Linked DNA regions of Mus musculus: all the other regions are linked to region 2. Evidence: chromatin loops called from intact Hi-C (ENCODE). Cell type or tissue: left cerebral cortex. All regions are shown on one strand.

Region 1 (8,000 bases), 80 kb after region 2:
GCAAGTCTGCGGCTGCGGAGGCACTCTGGGCTGGGAGCACGGAGGTCACAGTCCCAGGAGGAAGAGAAGAACCAGCGAGGTGGGGAAGAGGGAGAGAGAGAGAGAGAGAGAGAGAGAGAGAGAGAGAGAGAGAGAGAGAGAGAGAGAGAGAGAGAGAGAGAAATGAGAATTCAGGTGCTTCTGGGGTGCAGCCTTTCTTGCTCATTTGTTAGTCAGAAGCTGGCACCTTAGGCTCACACTGAGAGGAGGGAGATGTCTTTGAGGACCGAAGACCCAGAATGTCTACCTCCGTTCACATCACGTCGGACTCTTAGAAAGTTGAGAAAGGAACTCAAATAGATGACACCAGAAGGAAGAAAGACTGGGGATACAATGTGAGAAATGAGAGAGAGAGAGAGAGAGAGAGAGAGAGAGAGAGAGAGAGAGAGAGAGAGAGAGATATTTATAAAGGAGGGAAAGAGAAAACGTAAAGCGGGGAGAGAGAAAAAAATGAAATAAACTCGAAAGGAAAGTAGAGGAAAGAAAAAGGAGAGAGAAAGGAGAAGAGATTTTTTAAAAATCGGGGTGGTGGTGGCTTATAATTTATTCCCTTGCCTAGTTCAAGACTCGGTCTCTGGCCTCCAAAGGATCTCAAAAGCAACTTGTTGAAAATGAATCCCCAAAGGATACCGAGCAGACCATTGTCCACTTTGTCCCGCCGCCGGTTCTGCCGCTCCAGCGTGGCAGGGCAGTCTTCCAGTACGCGGCACAGACTCCAGAATCTATCGCCCTCCCACACCGCTTCATCAAGCACGGAAAGCAAGCGCCCGGAGGCGAACAGAGCTCTAGGAGCCCAGGTCCACAAGGTTGGCCGACATGGGGTTGAGTATGGAGTCCTGCAGGCTGTGGTGATGCTGCAGTGGGTCCGCGCCGCCTCCACCGGGCACTGGTACGGGTACTGCGCTCGGGCCCGGAGGGTGGCCCAGGCTGTGCAGGGAAGGCAGCCCAGGGGGCGGCGGCGGGCTGAGCAACAGAGCGGGACTGGACGACGAGTGGTCTGGAGTCCCCGACGGCGTCTTCTCATCCTCGGAACTGCCTAGCACCGACTTGCCACTGCCATTGAGCGAGGAAGCCAGCGGGTTGTGGCTGCTGGAATTGGAGTTCTCGCTGTTCTCCCTGCAAGCGCAGGAGGAAAGGAGCGGGGTCAGGGGGAACCAGGGCCACTCTGCGCTGACCCTCAGGATGCCAGCACCTGGGGCCCCGCTGCGGTTGCTAAAGGGTGTTTGCTGTTTCTACCATTCCCACACTTGACTTCTTGTTCTTAATTGCGTTCTCAAACCCTCAACACTAGTTTTCGCTTGTCCCTCTCCCTGTATCAGCCCATGTCCTTAATGTCATGACTACCTTTCCTGTTCCCAGTATTTCCTGTCCTGTCTCCCACCCCATTCCTTAAGAGAGCTGCGGCACCAAAGTGGGGAGCCTGGAGTTGGGAGAAGTGAGGGAAAATACCGTACAAACGAGCTTTGCTGGGTAGAAGTGGGGAATAGAAGCTTCAGATACAGCGAGCCCAGGCTGAGGGGCCCACTTCGACTTGGGTGAGCACAGGCCTAGTTTCCCTTTGCCTTTCTCTGCGCGAGGGAAACCCCTCCCTACTGAGACTATGATCCCTAATTCCAAGCTGAGCAGGAGCTCATTTGACTGGGCAGAAAGATGGGGCTTTGAGAATGGAGGACTCCTTTTCCCTAGGGGAGAAGGTAGAAGGAAGGGCAGGGTGCTGAGAGCTGGCTCAGATCGTAGGCAGAAACAAGGAGGCACAATCTGTAGCTCTCACCTGGGGCCTAGTCAGGAACCCCAGCCCTTATGGAGCCTGACAGAGGAGAACCCATCGCAGATGAATCCACCTCTTGCCTGCTTTTGCGGACAGTCCCTGACCAGATATGGGTATTTGAAATCCTGGGTAAAACCTATTAGTGGATTCCTAACGGCCATTCTTTCAGATTTCTTGGGGTGGGGGGTGGGGGAATGAGCAAGACATCATCGCCATTCAAAGTCAAACTTGGGGATTTCAAATACCCAGGTCCAGTCTGCAGCTTGCTCTTCTGCCCCTACTGTTCGATACCCTGACCCTGGATCCTTCAAACGGTGTTCAACACATCCACATCACCTAACCCAGGTGTCTTGTTTTGCTGTTCCCCAAGGAGAAATCCGTTCCCATAATCCGTTTCTCTCCGATCTCGATCCCCTAGTTTCCTTGTCCAGATTTAAGCCCAAAGCGGGTTACAGACAGTTACAGGGGTGTCTGTAGCTTAGGTTAGTTTGGAAAGTCTTAGATTCCGATAGAAAAGAAAGCTCCCAGTCTTTCGGCAGATCCCAGTTTACCTCGCACACCCGACTTGCCCATCAAAGAGAGCAGAACCTAAGGAGAGCGAGGTCTTCAAGGGTCTGGCAAGTTCAGGAAAGGCAGGCTGGATTGCCTTCTCTTCCTCAGCAGACATTTCCCCCGGAGGCCTTACATCTTTGGGTCCTTTCTACGCGGGATAACTCCCAACTCTCTTGTGCCCAGCTCTTATGCCCAGACAAGGAATAGGTCTACCTTGCATAGATATTGCAGTCATTACCCAGATAATACTAGGGAGATTCCAACCCCTGCCCTGACCCCTAAAAATCTCTTTGACCTGGAGGTGACGTCCTAAACCCCCTGATCCCCGACGCCCTTGGTTGTTCGAAGATCAGGCCCTAAGCCTACGCTTACCTCGCAGGGAATTCAGGCCCACAGCCCTGCCCTCTCTGAAACTCGCCGTTTTTCCAGTTTAGTCCACAAGCGACTGAGGAATTAGTTACTGAACTTACGCACCGCTTTGCCCGCTTTAGACAAATTCCGGGTCGCTCAGCCTCCAGAAAAGACCTAAGCGCTGTTTTGAGCCAGCCTGAGCTGCGGCCGAGCTTGGTACCCGGGGTCCGGGTGCGATTTAGTCCTGTCCAGGAGCTCCCCATCCTCCCGCACCCGTTTCTCCCAGGACCAGGGAAGCCGGCGCAGATGCTCACTTACTCGTACCTTTCCTTGGCCTCGGCCGCCCTGTCGCGCTGCCGCCGGTTCTTGAACCAGTTGCTGACTTGCGTGGTGGTGAGGCCGGTGGCCTCGGCCAGCTCGCGCTTCTCTCGTGGCGACGGGTAGGGGTTGTGAGCGTACCACTCGCGCAGCACGCTGCGGCTCTTCTCCTTGAAGCAGTAGCTGGTCTCCTCGCCGTCCCAGATGGAGCGGGGCAGCGGGAACTTGCGCCGCACGCGGTACTTGCCCACGGCGCCCAGCGGCCGGCCGCGCAGCTTCTCCGCCTCGATGTAGTGCGCCTTGAGCCACAACTGCTGCAGCTTGGCGTGGTTGTGCGGCGAGAACTGGTGGCTCTCCAGGATTTTGTAGAGCTCGCGGAAGTTGCCCCGGTGGAAGGCCACCACGGCCTTGGCCTTGAGCACGCTTTCATTCTTGTGGAGGTGCTCGCAGGCGGGCAGCGACCACAGGAAGCGACCCAGCCGCTCGATGTTGCCGCCCTGCTGCAGCACCTCGCACACGCACGCCACTTGCTCCTGCGTGAAGCCGAAGGTGGGCAGCATGGACATGGTGGCGGCTGCGCGCCCGCCCGCCCGCGCGCGCCCTCACCGCGCTTCGCGGCCCCGCATGGGCGCCTCCCCGCCGGCCCCGGCCGGCCGACAGGCGGGCGGGGCCCCCTGGCCAGGCGCCGGCTCCCGAGCGACTCCTGAGTCACAACGATCCGTCCTCGCTCCCGCCGCCGGCCCCGCGCAGCTCCGCGCCCCCGCCGCCCGCGCGCCTCGCCCGCGCCCAAGCCCGGAGGCCGCCCGGGGCGCCGCTCCGCATGCTCCGCGCCCGCCCGCCGCTCGCTCGCCGGCTCCTCGCTCGTTCGCTCTCCCTCCCGTCTAGCTCGCTTGCAGCTTTTTTAATAATATTATTCTAAGCGGGCATGAGGCGCGGCGGCCCGCGCCCTGATTGGTCGGGTTATCTGACCCGGGGCCTGCCCGCGCCAGACAATAGTCGAGTCAAATTATTCGCCATGGAGACGCTGTCAGTCACCGGTAACCCGAGCCCCGGCGGCCCGGGCGGCTCCCACCCCCGCCCCCCTCGGCCAGCTCCGCTGACAGATCGCCCCGGCTCTGCACAGAGCGGAGGTTGGCCGAGACGGGAGCCCCAGGCACTCCCAGAGCCCGGGAGGCGGAGAGGAGCCGGGCTGGGGCCCCGAGACGGCGGTGATTGACGGGGCGGACGCCCAAAGAGCAGAGGAGGAGGAGGACCCCGAAGGAGGGGGCTGGGTGGGGGCCCTCGAAGAAAAGAGGAGGACCGAAGTGGGGAAGGAAGGGAGTAGAAGGGAAGGCGGAGGACCGTTTAAGGGGGTGCCTTTCAGGAAAGGAAAAGAGGGGGACAGAAGGAGCCTTCAAGAGAAAAAGTGTGAGACACCCCTCCCTTTTTTTTTAAATAAGAGGCGTCGCAACAGCCTCACCCAGGCTTCGCCAGGTGCTCCAGCTCCGGCTGGGTCACTGCGTCGCTCGGAAGGTCGCAGCTGACAGGCAGAGACACTAACCCAGGAGGAGGTCAGTGGGATGGAGAGTTTGGATTCTCTTAGGGGGCCTCTGAAAGGCTTGGCTTTTCTAGCTGACAACACCCCACCCCCATGCAAGAAACCCGGGACCCGAGATGTCTATCCCCTAGGGAAAGGGGGAGGAGGTGGGGAGAGAAGTCAGAGATTTGGCAGTGGCCGCAGCTGGACGCCTGAGAATCAACTTCCCGGAGGATCCCGCCTTTCCTTCCTTTCGCAGCAGGCTGCTTGCCCCGCGGCCGGTACCGCCCCCACTCGGCGCGATCTGCTCCTCGCCAGGCGGGGACTCAGACTTAACCCCACGGGGCCCAGGACCCGAGAAACTCCCGGCAGTCTCGTGTGGCCTTTACGGAAGTTGAATCTTGCAAGGGCGGCGACACAAAACAGGGGAGCCCGCATAGACCCGCAGACTGCCCCGGGGAGCCCAGGGCAGCGTGTGTAGGGTAATTGTCGCACTTCCCGGGGTGGGGGTGAGGTGCACAGAAGAGACTGGATTTACCAGCTTCCTGTCTCCCTACTTCTGGGCTCGGGTTCCTGGTCTCTTCTGCCTGAGAACCCAGCGCTAAGTTCCGGCAAGATTGGCCTTAGAAAGTGGGTAGGAGGAGCCCTGCTTTTTGTTTCTTTGTCAGAACTCCCCCAGAACATACGAAGTGCTGGTCCTTTGGAAAAATCCAAGCAATAGAAGGTTAGGGGTGCACTGGAGGGGTGGGGTCAGGGACATCCCTGAAGTTTCCAGAGTTTGAAAGGCCCACGGCTTATTTCTTGGCAAGGCTTGTCCTTTGGGCATCCATTCCGCCCTTTCCCACCCAGCTGCAAGCTCCTAGTGACATTCAATGCCAAGATCCAAGGAGGCACAGACCATGCTAAAACCTCTAGACCTCGTTTTGTTAACAACCCTGTCAGCTTTCTAAGGCGATGGAGAGGCAGATATTGAAAATGGAGTCCCGAGCCTAAGCGTTGGTTTCTGGTTGCTGGTTGTTTATGGGTAAGGTACATATTTATTTATTTAAGGATCCAGCATCATTTCCCAAACTTCCCCTCTGCTCCAGAATGCCACAAGTCTTTCTGTGATGATGTAAGCATGGGAGAGATGAGCACTGTGGCTTTCCCTAAGACTTTAGCTCTGGGAGCCCTGTCCTTTATCTTGAGTTGAAAACAGAAGACTGCCTAAGTTGGTGCTAAGCCAGCACCTGAACAAGTTACTGCAGAAATCCAGATGTCATCTTTGTGGACTTCCTCTGTGGGTAGGGCAGACTCTAGTGTGTTCAGGCTGCCCTGTTTGACATGGATGCCCTTTAGTGAGCTCTGAGGATTCCAGGGGACCTGGGAAATATATTACCCAGACTGCCCGGAGGTTCTAGAGCACAGCTTGCTGCTAAGAGTGACCAGAGTTTAAAGGATTCAGCCGACCAGAAGATCCCAGCTCTGGTCACAGCCACCACAGTTTGTTTGTTTTGTTTTTGTTTGATAAAAGAAGGCCAGAGAAGGAAAGACATCCATTGGTTGGGTGCTAGACCAGTTAGTCACTTCCTGGTGTAAGACTCTGGGCCCATTTCCCGGTTAGCTGGGGCCTCAGTGCTCTCCCCAGCCCCTCTCAGTGCTGGCCTGCAGTAGGTTTGAGAGTATTAACATCACAAAGATGATCTCTCATGTCATCAAACCTGCCCCTCCATGAGCCTTTGAGGCTTTAAGTTGATGGACTGGGTCCTGCCAATGCTGACAGTAGGCAGATTTTCTGAATCCCAGAGCTCCACAATTCTGGACATCCCCGTGCTGCCTCCCTTGTGGTCCCCAGGCCACCAATCCTGCCTAGGGCCTCCAGGCAGCACTCAGCAGCAGGCAGAGCAGAGCAGAGCAGAGCAGAGCAGAGCAGAGCAGAGCAGAGCAGAGCAGAGCAGAGCAGAGCAGAGCAGAGGAGGGACCTGCCACCCAGGGTGCCCGATGAAAAGTCATTACCCAGCAAGCATAGACAAACTGTAGCCCCGTTACCCAAAGCGGGAGTGTGATATGATACTACCTATCCCTTCCTTCCTCTGTCACAAACCAGTTCTAGCAGGTTTGGGCCAGAACCTCTTGGCAGCAGGGGGCCGGCTGGATGCCTGCCCTAAAAAGGTTAGAATCTCAGCTAGGGTCCCTTCACACACAGCAGTCTCTGGCCCCTCCTTCCCAGAATTTGCACCAGGACAGAGCATAGGCTGTCTGGGTAGGGATTTGATAGACAGCAGCGTGACACTCAGACAAGCTCTGCACTCCGTTCCAGCGCATTGAGCAGCTGCTTAAGAGGCCTGGAGTGCCAAGTGCTTTGGGTCTCTACTTGACCCCAGCTTTCAGCCTTGTGCATTTCCCTCCACCTAGCCTTACACCCCCACAACCACTTGCATTAGAAGTCCAGTATAGGCAGAGTACTTTATGGCCAGGATGGCGGAAACTTTTGCAAACGTTTGGGAATTTGCGTTTTTATTGAAATGTCTCCTTGCGCTCCGAGCTGCTCTACAAAGTTCCCTAGGAGCATCGGACTTTCTGGAAGGAAGTATTGGGTGCTCCCCATGAGCCCACACCCGCAGGATTTCTTTGCCCTAGTATTTTGGGCAGGAATGGTCTAAGGGCTTTGTGCCTGGAGATTAGCAGGAACTGGTAGGATGGATCCTAAAGGCCACCACGGACTGCACCCATTGACCGGAGGACATCTGGCACACCGCAATTCTGTGAGGTCCATAGGTGACCCAAGGAATTTCTCGGCTTGGGTTGGGGCCATTCGAAGTGAATCGGAAAAAAAAAAAGGACTTGCTGCCTATATCCAAGGCCAGTGGACCAACAGACCTTCGCTCTGGACAAACCTTGTGACTCAATAAAGAAAAAAGGGGAGTGGGTTCTACGTGCGAAACCAGAGAAGCAGAGCCTGTGCCCTGTGCTTAACCAGTCTTTGCCCAACCTATAAAGACTACAGAAATCTCCCGCACTGACTCCGGCTCTGCCGCTCGCTGCTTGATCTATGATGCTCTGCACCCGACGCTTAGAGATGGGACGTCCGGGCTTCTGCAGGTCAGAGTGCTGCGTTGGACATTGACTTTTGTTCTTTCTCCGCCACCAACTCTTCCCAGTCTTCTTGGGCCTGAGCAGTGCGTTTCGTTGAATGCGGGCCAGCCGTAGAAACTGGCTTGCTCTGCGTCCCTCTGCGCCTCACCACCTGCCTACCTAAGGCAGCCGCCAGGTCTGCGGTGTTGCTGCAAGTGCTCCGAGCATTTGCAAAATCTGACACCCCGCGTTTTTCTGTGTTGCTCAACGTGCGAGACCGCATCATGCGCTGGTTTACAGCTTGTTCCAGTTCTCAGAGCGGTTCCCAGAACACCCCGAGCCCGGGCAAGTTTGCAGGGCCCTGGACTCCGTGAAAAGTCACTCTGGAAAGGGCTTAAATCG
Region 2 (8,000 bases):
CCAAATCCTGTCATTTCTAGAGACAAGAGCTAGGAAAGAAAGAAAGAAAGAAAGAAAGAAAGAAAGAAAGAAAGAAAGAAAGAGAAGGAGGAAGAAGAAGAAGAAGAAGAAGAAGAAGAAGAAGAAGAAGAAAGAAAGAAAGAAAGAAAGAAAGAAAGAAAGAAAGAGAAGGAGGAAGAAGAAGAAGAAGAAGAAGAAGAAGAAGAAAGAAAGAAAGAAAGAAAGAAAGAAAGAAAGAAAGAAAGAGAGAAGAAAGGAAGGAAGGAAGGAAGGAAGGAAGGAAGAAAGAAAGAAGAAAGAAAGAAAGAAAGAAAGAAAGAAAGAAAGAAAGAAGAAAGAAAGAAAGAAAGAAAGAAAGAAAGAAAGAAAGAAAGAAAGAAAGAAAGAAAGAAACTTCATGGTGGTGGTGGTGGTGGTGTGTGTGTGTGTGTGTTTTCAAAGAACCACAACAGAGATTCATGTCTCTCCCATGAGAAGGTCCTCTGCCTCTGCACCTCTCTCTGGCTCAGCAGGCAGACCAGCTTTTCTTTATTCTGATCCAGAGGCCTTTCCTAGCAGACTGGTTCCTTTCATACAAACCTCACCCATCCCCATTAGCCACTTTGCATTCGGAGATGTATCAAGCAAAACATGAAGTTGGCACAAAACAAGGAATGGCGTGTGAAGTGCAAAAGTCCCCAAATCTACTGTGTCTCCTTATTCTTGCAAGGATGGAAACAGGGCAGCAACGTTGGGAACATCCACCCATCCAGGTCTCTGAACAAGAATGTGAGTGCGCATGTGATAGATACCAGCAAGCATGGTTTGTCAGCTCCAGACATCAGCAGCCATCTCATGCTGACTTCCCTGCTTGGCCTCCAGGAGGGGGCTAAAGCAGCAACATTCAAGTGGGTATTAGGCTAATGACAGGCAGGCCATCCCAAGGCTAAGTGTTCAGAGGGGTATGTAAGGTTGCTTTTATTGAAAAGTGCCATTGGCTCATTTATTCACCCTTATTTGCCCACCTTAGGTTAGATGTGATATTATAGCTTAAAAGGATACCAACTCCTCTTACGTACTGTACCCCTTACCATTTAGACTCATGCTAGACCTTGAGTGTCCAGTTCAAACTCTGCCTCTTCCAGGAAGCCATCTGAGATTTCTCCTATGCTGGACCCCTGTTTGTTCCCAATGGGACACCCTCTGGCTTCCACTGTACGTGTCCTGTCCCCAGCACATGTCAGCGCCACGGCATGAGAAGAGAATCTAGCATATCCAGTCATAACTCAGTTGGTCTCTCCTGATCAGCTCTTGAAACACAGGATTTAAGGCTACTGGAAAGTGGGTTATCTTCCAAACACACTGAGATTTAAGCCATTTGGGTTTAAATATATGGAAAACAGTCTTCTTGGCTGCGGGTGATATTTACATTCAGTGTGTAATAGGCAAATTCAGTTGGGGAAAGACATATGGGTAGCCATCTGGATTATTTGGGCACACCCTGAAGTAGGGGAGTGTTGGGTGGGCTGGGAGACCGGATGACCCAAACACCTGTGGCTCTGGCCTTTGCTGTCAGGGTAAGCAGCCTTCCTGTTCCTGTAGGTATCAGAGGTCATGTCCTCCAACCTCTATGCTAAGTATGCCTTAGACTTGGGGGCTGGCTTCTCCTGCAGATAACATGGGGTAGAGATGAAAGAGTTCCATTTGGGGTCTCCCAGCATCAAAGCAGCCAGGTTTGCTCAATACAGTGAATAACTCTCACTGTTTCTGAGGGCAAAGTTTGGGCAGGAATTAGCTGTAGCTTCTTTTAACTCTGCACAGGTGGTTCACAGGGGACAGATGCCCACACCAACAACCACACACCGCTAGTTTCTCTATTGAAAATAAAGTGTGTGTGTTACAGGAGGTTTCCAAATAATAACAATGGCCTTTGATAAAGTTCCTTTCTTTTCCTCCTTTCTGTTGGGAATTCCCTTCCTTCTGGTACCTGTTGTTTCCCCTTATGGGCCTTTCAGAGAAGTGCCTTAATGCAAATTGTCAGTCCTTTTGAATAGAACAAGCAGGCAGAAAACTTTGTGCCCAAGAAGAATTATCATCCTGAAGAAACTATCATTTACCTCGCTTGAAGATCGTAGGATTTGAAAAGCTTGAACAATGATTACTGTGTTTACTTAAAAACAAAAAACAAACAAACAAAAACCCTTCACCTAATAGAATTCAAAATAGTCCTTTCTTATTATTTTGAATGTTTCGCTTCAGTTTTGTAAAATGCACATATTTTCCTGCCCAATCAGATTTAAAATTTTTTTGGCCTCAATTTAAAGAAAATGATCTTTCATGTTTTTAAAAATAAAGAATGGTTGGAAAGACTTTCCTTTTTCAGACAGCTGTTTAAAAATCCGTATACCCTCCACTTACTTCAGAGAGCAGAACAGCCATGGACGCTCCAAAGATGGTTTTTGAAATGGCACAAATCTATATGTGAGTATTTCTACAATTATTGTACAGCAGAAGCGGTGGGATTTCCTACCGAGGAAATCTGCAAGGGAGAACCAAAGTCTGGGGAGCACTGAAGGGGATTTTAACATCCAAACAAAAGCAGCATCACCATGGCTAGGCATTCTCTCACCCAGAGGAGAAACAATTAATAATTTGCATATGCTCATGACACAAATTAAAGACAAAAGACCCCTCAAGGGCTATGGTTCCTGCTCAGCTCTCAGCGTGACGCAAGGTTTCAGCTCTAAACTGCTCCAGCTTCCAAATGAATAGCATTAAGCTCCATAACCAAAAATAGGGGTTGTGGGCCCTCTGGCCTATTCCCACTGTAGAATCCTGTTCCCAGTCAGAAACATCTCCTAGTCTCCCTGTGAGCTTCTAGGCGAACATAATGTATAGTCCCAAGGGGAAAAAAATAATGTATATACTTTGCCCTTTTTATTTTAATGGCCAAACATTGTAATGCTAGCTAAATACAAATTCTCATCTGTTAATAGGTTCTTTTAGTTTGTAATAAATAGGAATGCTAATGACTAAAATTTGGTATTTGGTATGCATTAGCTTTTGTGAGCTTTTCTTTACAGCCTTCATTGACATGCAATATGGCAAGCTTCCTTTGAAACATATTTATAAAATAACTACAGTATAATTAAACCAACAAAGCCATCTTTTAAGTAAGCTTAATAGCTCAGGTTTTTTTTTTCATCTCTAAAAAATTTTTTAAAAAGAAAAATAGTTATGCCTCAATCCCACTCTACGTTTTATTCTGTGCATCTAATATTTCCTTTGCAGCTACAATCTGTGCATATCTAACTCTTTTTGACAACCGTGATTATTAATAAAGAGCTCATGAAAGATATACTTCATAGCTTCTTCAACAAGAATAGGTTTTTTTTGTTAATGGAAATTGTAACATATCTTGACAGATACAATATATAAGATGTGCCTTTATTTTCTTAATTGTTAATTTTGCTGTGTTGAATACAGCCGATATGGCAGGTAATAATCAGAGTGGATGCTATTCTATACAACGTAACCAAAAATATTTTAATGATATAAATGCAACAGATAAATAAAAGGAATTATGTTTAATTTTGCTTCCTGCACTTGCAGTTTTTGTTGTTGTTGCTGAGGCTACGGGTTGGGGTTTGTTTAACCGAAGAAACCACGAGTTGCAAATACACCCCTCTCTGCCCTTGGCCACTTCAGCATTCCGGGTGCGCAGGGCCCGGCTCAATGCAAAATCGGGATACACAGTGGTTCAAGTTCACCGATTTATGTGTAGTTTGTAAACCCTTCCACTCTCCCCAGAATCCCAAAGATACCAAGGCTTGGTACTGGAGCCGCCAGAGCGTCCTCAGGCCTCTCTTTTCCCCCTCGGACCTCTCCTCTCTGCCCGCACTCTTCTTTCCCTTCTTAGGAAACTCCGTCCTTGTGGCCGAGAAACTGCCGAATCCTCTACGCAGCCCCCTGCGCAGGGAATAAACACAATTGACACCACTGTTATAATCTTTATTTAAAACAGTTTCCAGGGTTACAAATTGCAGTGCCTCGTATGCAACAGGTTCATCCGAAGCGGTATCATTACAGATGAACTGTAATGTGTAGGATTAAAATAAAAAACGTAAGGGATTAGGTAAAATGGGCCATGCTTGAGAAATAACGCCCAAGCGCATCTCTACTGCAGACAGAGGGAACCTGTGAAGACGCGGGGCGTTGCGATGCTGCGGAGCACAAAGCTGGACCCTCGTTCTGCAAGCGCTCAGGGGCGGTGGTTCTGGAAGGACCAGAGCGCCTAGAAGCTGGAAGGTGAGCCTTCTGGGGCGCCGAGGAGGAGACACTGGGCTCCCGATGATAGGAAGGGCCAACGGCCAGGGGACTATACAAGTGGACACCGCGGGCAGGCTTGTGGTCCGGCTGGGGACGACAGACAGCGCGGCGCCAGGGACACGGTCCCATTGCCTTGCAAAGAGACCTGCAAGCGGAGATGGGGACAGCATACCTGGGGGGGGGGGGGGTCACTGGGTTTGTACATGTGACTGACATGACATTCAAGGTCCAAGCTTGAAAGGGTCTCAGAAGGAGTCCATCCTCTCCATTGTCCCCACTCTTTGGCCGAGTCCGAAGCACAGGAACCGCCACTCGAGCCACGTGCGCCCGTCTGAGCCCAGACCTTGAGCCTTCACAGCCCATTGAGGTCCTAAACCATTCCCGGCCACCTCCCCTGCCCGATGATCTTTGTGTCCTCTGGCTCCAGGAAGACCCCGGAGCCCTCCTGTCCCCTCTGCTTCCTGCAGAACCTGAGCTGGCGGCGAGGCGGAGGCTAGATTGTGGCCTGAGCTGGGCCACGGCCTAGGGCGGCTGACACAGCCACGAGGGCTATTTGTGCGTCTGGGTGGAAAGCTCCGGGCTGGAAAAACAAACAAGGCCACGGCGCAGGGACTTGGAGGTTGGCTGGGGGCTGGAAGGAAGTGTGCAATGTGGCCAGAGAGGGAAACAAAGGCCTATCCCCAACCCGGTCACCCCGCAGTGACCCTAGACCCACCCCGCTGAGTCGCGGGGCTCCCGGGCCTCTACTCTGAGCGGGCCGCGCAGCTCCGCCAGCGCACACCAGGTGCTCCGAGCCACCGTTGTCGCCGCCGCCGCTCCATCGTCTGCTCTCCCGCAGACTCCATGGAGACCCAGCGGGCAGCCTGGCCGGAAGGCGCGATGGCCAGAACAGCAGACAACGAAGCCTCATCCCACTACGGAACGCCAATCCAGCAAGGCTTAGAGGAAACCTTGTGGCTAACCTTCATCAGAGAACCAGGCGACTCTGGGTTCACTGCAGCCAAAGCCGTGCGAGCAGTTAAGGAAGAAGAGAGCGAACTAGAAAGTAGAAGGAAGAAAAAGGTGGAAGAAAGTAGAAGAAAGCTTGCGAGAGAAGGGCCCTGGCTAAGGCGGCAAGGGGAAGGGGCTGCTGCAAACAGCTGTTCCTCATACATATTTCATTACACAATCAGATAATGCGTCCCACTACCTTCTCAATTATTCACAGATAAACATTTTCAAGACGTTTTGACATCTGTCTTGGTGCCTGCTATTAATTTAGTAATCACTGTAGTTAAAAATGTATGGGATTTTTTTCCGTCGGAATACCTCCTCTCTGAGCGCAAGCCCAGGGTTGGGCTGAGGCAGAGAGCCCGGGCCCTGTGATAGTGAAGACACCTTGGAAGGCGAGGTCCCATCTCTAGAGCATTGACGCTGTTGAGGAAAGTATTAAAGGGGTATCTGGTTATTTTAATTTATTCTTGAAAGTAATAACTGTCATATCACACACACACCGGATATTATCCTATGACAACTCTAGACCCACAAGGCGATTAGCCCTTTGCCCTGGGCAATAGAAATGGTTTCACTCATCAGTGGTTGTTGAGAAAGTGTGGACAACTTGATAGGATCACACCCATGCAATGCATATTTTCATAGACGTACATGAGAGATTTACAAGGCACAAGAACAAAAGCCTAACAATTACAGGTGCTATCAAGAGGTCATAGACCTCCAAAGTTTTGCCCCTAGTTCTATGTCCTGGGCAGAAGGCACAAGGATAAGTAAAGAAAATACATTATATCCTATGAAGTGTGTGGAGCAGTTGGGGTTATGAGAAAACAGTTGATCTTTCCTTGAGAAGCGAATGCTACAAGTGTTCTAGCTAAACCCCCATAAACAAATTTTTTTTTAAGTTAGAGTTCGAAAATTGTCCTAAGACTGGAAAATCAGAAGAAACATTTCCAGTTCTAAAACGCTGTGGTTTGTTGTGAGAAAGGCTCTAAACTTCTTAGCGAAGTAGAGGGTGTTCAAAGCCAGCCAGTGTTCGGCATCCTAAGCTAGAAGGAACCAAAGCAACGGTTTGGCTCAGAGGATGCTGTGTCTGCATTCACTTCCGTCTTTCAGTTACAGTCTCCTCCCGAGGAGCATCAGCAGGTGACTCCCATTGGGGGTAAGATAAAAGCGACCTGGAGAAAAACAGCGCTGAAAGAACCTGCCCTCCCAAGAAAGATTCTGATTGTGTGGGCTTGAAGTTGATTTTCACAGTTTATTGTTCAAAACACAATCAAGAACAAATTCACAAAAATGTCCAGGAACTCAATGTGTCTTGGAAAAGTGTAAGAGCTGTTCACAAAAGGGAGGAAAAAAAATCTTCCCCATGCCCACCCTCTGTCTCTTCAGTGGACAGTTACATCTGTTGCAAGGCGCCCTGCAGCAATGTCGGGGGATCACTTCTACTTTACAACACAGGCTCTCTTTTGCTCCTTAGAGAGTGGTTCCTGGACGCGTTAGTCTAGGAGGTAGCTCTCCTTCCCGCTCCCCTCCTCCCTCCTCCCCTCCCTCCCTTTCCTTAGTTGTTTCTTTTAAAGAAATGGTCCAAGACTCACACCTACTACTTTAAGAGCTCGGAGAATGAGCTCAAGAGAAAATGAGGTGAGGTTGGAGGGCAACGGGTTCTGGGGGTGGGGGCTGTCTCTTCTAGAGGGAACTGGGGCAGCCATTGTCTGGGACAGTTCCCCAGTTCCCCAGAAGAGGTGACAGAGAAAACAAGTCAGGACACCTTACGCCTAGTCCCAGAACCACTGTGGGAAACCCTGGTGGTGGAACCTCTGCCAGGCCAGGTCCTCGATCCCTGCCTGGAATAGAGGAAGTTGAAGACTTCTCAGTATCTCACAAAAGAAAATGAGTTAAATACATAATTTAGCTTGATCTAGCATATTCCTTGTGGATTTATTTGATGTACATGGGATTGGGCTATAGTTTTTATATTTGTTTTGTTTTTCTTTTTTTTTCTTTCTATTTTTTCAGATCTCAGAGGAGAAAAGGGGGACAAAACAGGGCTTTCCCCTATCTGGAAGCTTCCTTAGAACGGAATGTCCTCATTGGAGATTGAGAATCTCTTGTTATCTACTGGAGGCCTGTGCTGTCTACTCAAGCCCTATTCCAGAGCACAATTTCCCAGGCAAAGGATGAAAAAAAGACAACAAGCAACAGAAATAACCAAACCAAAAAGAGTCTTTGCTGTACTGGCCTCTTCTGGGTGTCTCCAAACAGAGCAGGTATGGGAGCCTAAAGGCAGCCTCTGGGGCAGATCATTCCTTGGCCCTTTCTTCAGAAACTTTCCATACAGAAGAGTCAACGAAGGTTTTTCTCCAGGGCCACTGGGCATCTTGCACTGTACTCTGTACTTGTACTGTACTCTGGTGGATCCCACTCTCCTTGGCTTCCTGTACATCTCTGTGCGTGTCTGGGCGTCACTCCAAGCGGACATGGTAGCTTTTGTCTGCATCTGGACAACAAGGTGTATGTGTTCATGCATTCCATCCATTCCTTCGACACATCTTTATTCCTCCAGTACTGTGGTTAGCGTTCCTAAAATTTCCTAAGTGTGTTCTCGCACACTGTACCTTCTGTGAACACACATGCCAGATGAAGAGGAGACCTTAGGGATCTGTGTTGGGGAGAGAAGGTGTACAATGGGAGGTTCTGGA
Region 3 (8,000 bases), 190 kb after region 2:
TCACTCAAGAAGAAATCAGTCTAGGCATTCATTATATAGTTTCAGAGTTTTTTTTTTTTCTTTTTCTTTTTCCTCCTGAGGGAGATTGGACAGTCTGCAGCTGATTCCAGGGAAGTCCAGCATTAGGAAGGCCGAGTTTTGTGCAAAATGATCAAATGCAGATGTTTCCCAGGGTCGACCTGATCAACTGAGACGTGAAGAGAGATGGCATAGCCTTCAGCCAGCTGTACAATGGGGATTGTGTGTTTTGGCAGGACAGCAAAAATGTATATATAAGGACAGAATGTGACGGACACTTGACAAACATCCATTTTATTGATAAATACATGTTTACTTCCAAAATGTTTTCTACCATGAAGATGCAGAAAAAAAAAGATGTTGCTGCAGGCTCTGTTGATATCACATGTGTGTGTAAAATTCTGAAAAAGACGAAGAGCAGAAAGATATTAAAAATGGGTTCAACCTTCTGTCTTCCTGAAATATCAGATTTCATATAAAACTCATCAGCTCAACTAAGTATTAGGCTTGATCAATGGCAGGAAACGAGAGGCTCAAATGCTAATAAATCAGAAACAGATACCGCTCCTGAGCAGAAAATGGATCACAAACCTGAAAATCAGAAAATCATCTGACGATTTTTTTTTTTTTTTTTTTTTTTTTTTGTGCATCTGCGTCAAGAAAACAAACCGAGGTGACAGTGTCACCTAACCAGGGACAAGGCGTGAAGGGTCTGAAGCACTTTACTCACGTTTCAGCTTTGAAACACACCAAGGAGATGAGATGGACCCAGACACTTGGAGCAGATGGATGCGAGGCTGCTGGAAGGATCCGTAGACTGCAAAGTTAGAGCGGCCAAGTGGACTCCTTCAACCCTACAAATAACGTTGCGAAGATGACTTCTACATTTTCTTTTTAAGTGTCTTCTCAGACCTCTTCTCTAGCCCTCTGTCATCTAAAACAGACGTTGTCCGCACTCCAGCCTTGCACTTTTCAGCATTTAAAAAATTTTTGGGGGGGGGTGGGGTGGGGTGCAAATGCTTTGTTGAAGTAAAAGATAAATCCAGGAAAACACACAAATCCCTAAATTTGTGTAAGAAACAAACATGACAGGTGGCCAGAAACTTGCTGCTGAAAGCTGACTGTCCATCCCAGGGCAACACTATTCTGCCTAGAAGTGCTGTAGACTTTTTTCTTTAGCTTCAGAGCTGGAGCCACTGGGTGTGTGTTCTTGCTTTCCTCAATTTCATTCTCTCTTTCTGTGGCGCACACAGGATGGCTGTTGCGTGCTGAGTAATATTTACGCTGTATTATTCTAAACAACTCCTGCATTCAGTTCACCCTTGCAGCTCTGTAGGTACTTCTCTGTTCTTCATGAAACAAGTCTGGGCACCAAGGGTTTAAAAAAAAATAACCTCCAGGAGAAATCTGCAAGAATACACTGAGTTGTGCTAAAATTCCCCAATTGACAACTGTGTAACAATAAGTACAAAACTCACAAACATCTTTGAAACATCATATTTGTTTTTATTTAATTAAAATGTACAATGCTCATTTTCTTTCTTTTAGCCACCTTCAACGAGAGCCCAGAGAGTGTGGTCCTGCTCTCGGAACGGAAACTGTGAAAACAGAGAGCTAAATTAAATTAGAAAACCCTGGTCTTGGCAGGGCCAAATTTCCCTTCCTTCCTATTTTCCCATCCCACAATCTATCACCTGGAGTAATTAAGACCAGGGACGTATCATCTTCACTGGATTAACCTTAACTAAATCGTGTTCATTCAACATGTGCCCTTTTGATTAGTCCGAGCGGGGCCTGCTGTCTGGAATACACCCACCTTGTAATTCTACACAGTTAATTAATTTCAGATGAATAGTGAGAGGGCTAAGCTAAATTCTCCTATTAATAAACTCTATGTCCGTATGTGTGGCAGAGTAGTCCGAGCATTCCCCTTTATTTCCTTGCCTTGGAAGGCTAAACTGAGATTAGAGGTGGGGGTGACCAACACACAACCCATACACACAGCTGTGATTGTGCAAGGTTGGTGAGCGGGGTCTCTGAACCACTTTGTTATCATAAAGAACAGAACTTAAGGACTATTGGCAGCACACTCTTGCCCTGCCAAGCGGAATTTAGAGTGTCCTCTACCTGGACCCTGGTATTTAATTTTTATTGGCACCTATTTCCGGTTCTGTGTATAGATTTTTGGTTATGAAAGTGCAATATTAATGTGACTATCTTTCTGCTCTCATATACCCTCCTCAGAAGCAAAATATCATTAATGGTCTGAAGGCTTTTCTGATAAATGGTTTGGAGTTATTTGTTTAATCTTCAAATTTAACAGCCCTCAAAAATATAATAAAAAGTTGCCCCCATGGGTATCTCTGACAGCAAAGAAAATTATTATTTTCCTTAGAATAAAACAAATCTCAATAAGCTATAATTTATCTTCTATTAGAAAGTCATAGATCTAGATTTACTCCTTCAAGCCAGAAAATTTATGTATCTACTTTTTAGTGATTTAAAACTACCAGTGACCTGCATAATTGTACGTAAAGTTTCCTAGTAGCATTTACAGACTATAAGTCAATTCTACAGGGTCATTTACATTTAGGGAGTTTCAGATACTGATATTTAGGGAATAAAAACTAATATGACTGTTAGCTTAGTGTGTTGGCTTAGAAGGAGTAAGAATTGCATAGAACTAAATGCCTGTATTGACATAACCTAATTTATATCTTTTAATAGAGTTTTAAAAGGTCTCTGAATTTTTGGGTAGAAAATCATTTAAGAAACCATATAGACAACTCACCAATATCTTCCGAGATTAAGACCAATATATTCTAATTTTATTTCCTAGATTTTGTTCCAAAATGACTTTGTAAGAAGTACTTATGTGACTGTCAGAATTCTGCAACTTTGGAATATTTAACACCAAAATTTGTGTGCTCTATTTTCAACAGCCACGAACTTCCTAGCTATTAAAATGTTCCTACAAGTTAAGTAAGGAGAATAATCCTTACTAATTCACCGTTAAATCAACAGATTGTAGACTTTACAGATTGTTTTGCTAATTGCTTATTTGTGAAAATTCTCAAAATAGCGAAGGCATTTGATTGAGTGCAAATATTAAATAATTAGGACTGATGACATGTATGCTGATAGACACATCCTTTTCCTGGGCCATCGGGGGATGCCTGGTCAGGATTGCATTTAGTCCTCCAATGCGAGGCTGGGCTCACAGGCGTTTTCACTCAGGAAACCGTATTCCTGTCCACCTCCCCTAAAACCAGATCCTTCATTTGACCCTTTAGAAGAACACAAACCCCAGTAATTTGAATCAGCCCACACCTGCACCAGCTTCCAAAATATCCTAATATATACAGCACATCTCACTCCGGAGCACTCCACGGCGGCTCAAAAGGACAATTTATTCCCTTAAGGAACAAAACCCTGACAACGCTGTTTGTTTTCTTTGGGCTTCCAGGAAAGCTAAGATAGTGCCCTGAAAGGGAAGCTGTGCTTGCCCTTTTGTGATTCAGATTTACTATGCAAATCAATACCTCCCCCCCCCCCCCCACGCGATTGAATGAAGTATTCACTCAGTGGGACTTAGCCTTCCTTTACCTTGGTTCTGTTTTGCCGGTTTTGTTGCACAAGCACAAACCTTAGAGTGTTGTTTACGATGCTGTTTGCGGCATCAGCAAGAGTTCCCTTAGAGGGAAAGTCACCGTACACACAGTTTGCTGTAAGGAAATCTTTTAGCTTAATTTTGCACTTTGAACAAACAAACAAACAAAAAAAGAAAGGTCCCGAAACAGTCTGCGCAGTGCCCAGCCGTGTCCAGCGCTCTCATCACCAGCGTTTAACTGTCATGTGCCTCTTACTTGTGTTGACCTTTTAAAATGAGACTTACGCCAATAAATTCACGTTCTTGCTCTTGCTTACGACCAGCTTCCGGGTCCTGCCAGGTCTGCAGAAAGGAATGGTTTGGATAGCCCTTCGCTACACTATGAAGCAGTTAGTTCATCACTTGGTGTTAGCCTCGTTCTTTGGGCTGTACCCTCTCCAGGCCAGGCAAAGGGGTCTCTGCTCTAATGCGGGTCGCCTGGGCCAGTTTGATCTCCAGCGATCGGAATGTCCTATCCTCCTCTACTGCTGGGAGCCTGTCTGAAATTGTCTGAAGCCAGTGGTATTTCCGCGCAGAAGGAAAGGCGAGCAGGCGAGGTGGGTGCAGGTGCGGGGGAGAGGCTCGGCCGGCTCCCGGGGCAGCGGGGCACGGCACCCGTAGGGTGTGGAGTCCGCCTGGCGCACGTGGCTCTGGGTCGGCTGCAGGAGAGATCGGAGGCCGGGGATCTGCCGCAGTGGGTGCCTCCGGTCCGATCCCCGCTCCCAGCACCTCGCGGGCTGGGAGGGAAGGGGGTGAGGGGACGCTCGGGCTCGGCGGGGGTTGGGGGAACTCTGGCCTGGAGGCTGAGGGCGACAGAGATGCACCGGGCGCCGGCGGACGAAGGCGGTGAAACTCGTGCTGGAGGCAGTCACCGACTCTAGGGTCGGGCCCCGCTGCTCAGCGCTTTCCCAGAGGCAGAGAAGGGACCCCGGGCCCTGGGGCGGGGGTGGTACAAGGTTCTGTGGCGGACGAGGGCTGTTCCCAGTGTTTGTACAGCTGGGATCTCGGCCACCCCCCGGGGTGACCCGAGTGGCACCGGCGGGGGTGGGTAAAGGGAGGGAGAGAGAGAAGGGTAGGTGACCAAGAGGTGGTGAGTAGTGCGGTCCAGGCTTGGGGTGGAAGGTACGGATGGTTGAGGTCACTGGTTGTCGCTCTCAGGGCAGACCTAACAGGGGAAGCGCGCTCGGTTCCCTTCTCCCAGTTTTTCTGCAAGCCCTCCGGCTGAGGACCCGAGGTAGTGGTGTTCCCACGGTTTCTGGCCGCTGGGCAGTTTCTTTGCGCCCAGCCGCCTGCCCCGGGCTCCACCTCTTGGTAGCCTGGGGCTCACAAAATTCAGGACACCGTCATCCGTTCTGCAGTCTCGCTGTCAGGCTCCACGTTGGAGTGGCTCGGAGACTGGTCGCCCTGACCCTGCGCTGGGCGAGCCAAGCCTCCTGCAGACCCTGTGCGAGCAGACTAGGTTTGTGATTCCTCAAACCAGGCCTGACAGTCTACCCAGGCGCGGCTGGGCTAGGTCAACCACAGCCTCTTTGAGGAACAAGCAGCGAGGCCCACAGTGTGGTGGGCGGCCAGAATCATCCCGAACTGTTTTCAGACCTAGGGCCTCTCAACTCGGTGTCCACCCCATCCTCTGCTATGTTACCGCCGGTGGGCACACTCGCCTGTACAGGGAAGGACCTGTGAGTGGAGAGGCCGCCCTCCTTGGGGTCTCCTCTGTCTGTCACATCTGTATTTATTTAGAGCTCAGCTGGTGGTCCTTGGTTTCAGGAATGCCAATTGTGGGCCTAGTCCACGACTACTTGAGATTTGTGTTGATTAGTGAGCTAGTCCTAAAGGTTGTGCTGTGGAAATTTCCCCAACCTTCCTGCTAACCTAGGCCCCCAGTGATTCCCACGGCAGCAGATTGCTGAATGTGTCCGAGAACAGAGAATTTAGCTTCGAGAACATTCTGTGTGTATGGGCACTGACCATTGCCCTTGTGTTCATAAATAATACAGACCAGATCTCTGAGATCCCCTCGCTGAGTCAGAGAAGGTGATCCGTGCAGTCTAGCACTGGGTAGTGTACCTTTCTCTGTGTGAAACTAAGACATATGTATTGCTACAAGTCTATAACAGTACATACAGCATAAAAATGCAGAAGCAACCTGCACTGGAGAGCAGACCCTCCCAGAAAAGCTAATTAAAAGTTCATCAGCGAAAAGCAAGCTCACTTCCAAATTTCGACGCTCCTGGGGTGGCGGGGAAGACTGAACATTTTTTATTTTATTTTATAAGGCTCAAAAAATTTGGTCTGATTTTTGCCTTTGGACTTGGTATAATTAAGGGTGAAAATAAGAGCCCTCTGTATTTTCCTTGCTTATGGAGAAAAGTTATTTTAGTAATCAGGGAAAGAGGAACCATGGGCTGAATCAGCAAAAATGCGGCACTGGGCCAGTTCAGCTCAATAATACTGGTATGTGTAATGTACACACGCTATGTACCTCTGTGGAAATAATCAAAGATATATATTGGAATTTTCGTGGTATAAGCCATGCCTGTGAAGCCCCTTGGTAGCCGAGAAGCCAGGGTGACTGAGAGTCATGTCTTCTGATACATGAAAACGTGTTCTGAACACACAACAAGTGTTTGATCCCACAACTGCATTTAATGTGGAAACAAACAAGAAACACAACTCTCAACACAAAGTAGTTTGTCTTTTCCAAGTGGTCATGCTGCAAACTGTTCAAACAGAGTCTCCGCTGTGTTTGTGTGACAAGAGTTCAAGGTGGCTCTAGTGGATAGAATCTTTACTTTTTAAATTTTTGCATCAATAAAATTGTTTCTCGATCTTGTTCTCTTGCTTCTTGCTTCCCTCTTATTGTTCCCTCTTGGTCTCTTCCCTTCCCCCTTCCCTTCCCCCTTCCCTTAAAATAAAATAAAATAAAATAAAATAAAATAAAATAAAATTGTTTCTCCAAAATGTCTCCTTACAAGGCTCCTGATAGACCCCATTAGAACTCTGCTGAGCGGCTGAGCATGCAGCCCGCATTGGCGTGAGAGAAATATGTGTATTTTAAACTTGCTTGGAGGAAGCGACTTGTTTGGAATGTTGCTTCTAGTTCTTCAAGGGTTGACCTGAGTTTGAAAACCCTGTGAAACAAAAGTGTACACAGTATCTTTAGGCACAGAGCCTTAGTATTTCTGGGAATCCTCTCCACTGTTCTAGTTCCTACAGGAGAGTTGCAATGGGTGTGTCTTTTTAAAAACCTAGCACACTGCATGGAGAAGCAGCCTAAAGCGTCTGCTTCATCTGTCTCTTCGATCACGTCAAAACTTCAATTAATCACCAAGTATGAGCTTGGGGCTTAAATCATTTAGGGTACAGATGATTTTAAGTTGTTTCAGCATAACGCAAAAAAAAAAAAAAATCATCAGAATATGAAGTGAAAGATTTAGTCTGTCACCCAGCTTCCAGATGTTTGGTACTATGTAGACAAACCATCAGAATGACTGGATTTTTTTTCTCTCTCTTCCCAATCCAGATGCCTGGTAGTTCCATAAGGAAAAGTAGTTTCCTTTCTCTGAGCGCCACATGCTCTCGTGGGTATCCCACACAGGGCATCATTTACTCTTCTTCAGCTCCGAAACGCCAGGCCTTTGGTATGCAGCAGAGTGGTCAGGAAGGCTGAGGGTTTTAGAATGGAATCGTGAAAGGAAAAGAACTTTGTTCAGAGGGAGAACGGTGTCCCTAACAGGACACCGTTTCCCAAAACTCCGCCTGTGGCATCTCATAATCTTAAATGGATGAAGCACAGCATCAGGCAGCTGTTTGTGTGGTTTGCATTTCCCTGGGATGCCACAGTCCTGCCTCTTCCCTCCTTCATCCTTTGTGGACCATGGATACAGCATTAAAACCATACATGGACATTATGTGGACAGAGCAGGTATAAATATGCATTAAGGGTGTGTGTGAGAGAGAGAGAGACAGAGAGACAGAGAGAAAGATAGAGACATAGACACACACACATGTATACAGTGAGAGGTGAGGAGGGAGAGGGAAAGAGAGAAAAAGAGAATAATCAGAGAAAAAGAGGCTATAAGTTTGAGAGTTAGGGAAGGGGCATATGTGGGAGGATTGCCAGGAGGAAAGGGAAGGGAGAATGATGTAATTATATTTTAATTTCAAAAACTAAACTAAAAAAGAGAAACCTATTAAAAATCAAAGCCTTCTGAGGACTGGAACTCTGGGTGGGAGCAGGGTTTCTGTCTGAAAGTAGGCAGCAGTTTGGTGACTAAGGCACAGACAAGCAGGCTTCACATAGAGGTGAGCGTGTCTTACAGAGTTGCTAAGC

What was found. A loop is a pair of places that touch in the nucleus more often than their neighbours do. Peaks named below come from ENCODE experiments on the same cell type or tissue, not always from the same donor. Only the 100,000 strongest peaks of a DNase experiment are listed, where the experiment ranks them.
Region 1: a loop joins it to region 2, with 4 times the contacts of the local background. A loop is called at or near these places in 7 of 42 quality-filtered maps.
Region 3: a loop joins it to region 2, with 4 times the contacts of the local background. A loop is called at or near these places in 3 of 42 quality-filtered maps.

What each region holds. Positions count from the first base shown.
Region 1 is chr17:85,684,359-85,692,358 of GRCm38, forward strand. It overlaps Six2 (sine oculis-related homeobox 2), which reads right to left and starts at 3,896. Exons shown (of 2, transcript NM_011380.2): 1 at 3,035-3,896; 2 at 1-1,155. The coding sequence starts at 3,594. The coding sequence ends at 825. CJ186046Rik (a long non-coding RNA gene) reads left to right here and starts at 4,136. Exons shown (of 9, transcript XR_001782258.2): 1 at 4,136-8,000. In left cerebral cortex, no CTCF peak of the experiment used is centred here; a DNase peak (open chromatin) is centred at 7,951; H3K4me3 peaks cover 469 bases.
Region 2 is chr17:85,603,951-85,611,950 of GRCm38, forward strand. All of the region lies in intron 3 of Six3os1 (SIX homeobox 3, opposite strand 1), which reads right to left. Among named protein-coding and RNA genes, the nearest start is that of Six3os1, 10 kb to the right of the region's middle. In left cerebral cortex, no CTCF peak of the experiment used is centred here; no DNase peak of the experiment used is centred here.
Region 3 is chr17:85,795,877-85,803,876 of GRCm38, forward strand. Gm29418 (a long non-coding RNA gene) reads right to left here and starts at 3,858. Exons shown (of 3, transcript XR_877082.3): 1 at 3,625-3,858; 2 at 749-872; 3 at 292-419. Gm4718 (a long non-coding RNA gene) reads left to right here and starts at 3,848. Exons shown (of 3, transcript XR_003952252.1): 1 at 3,848-4,224. In left cerebral cortex, no CTCF peak of the experiment used is centred here; a DNase peak (open chromatin) is centred at 3,989; H3K4me3 peaks cover 612 bases.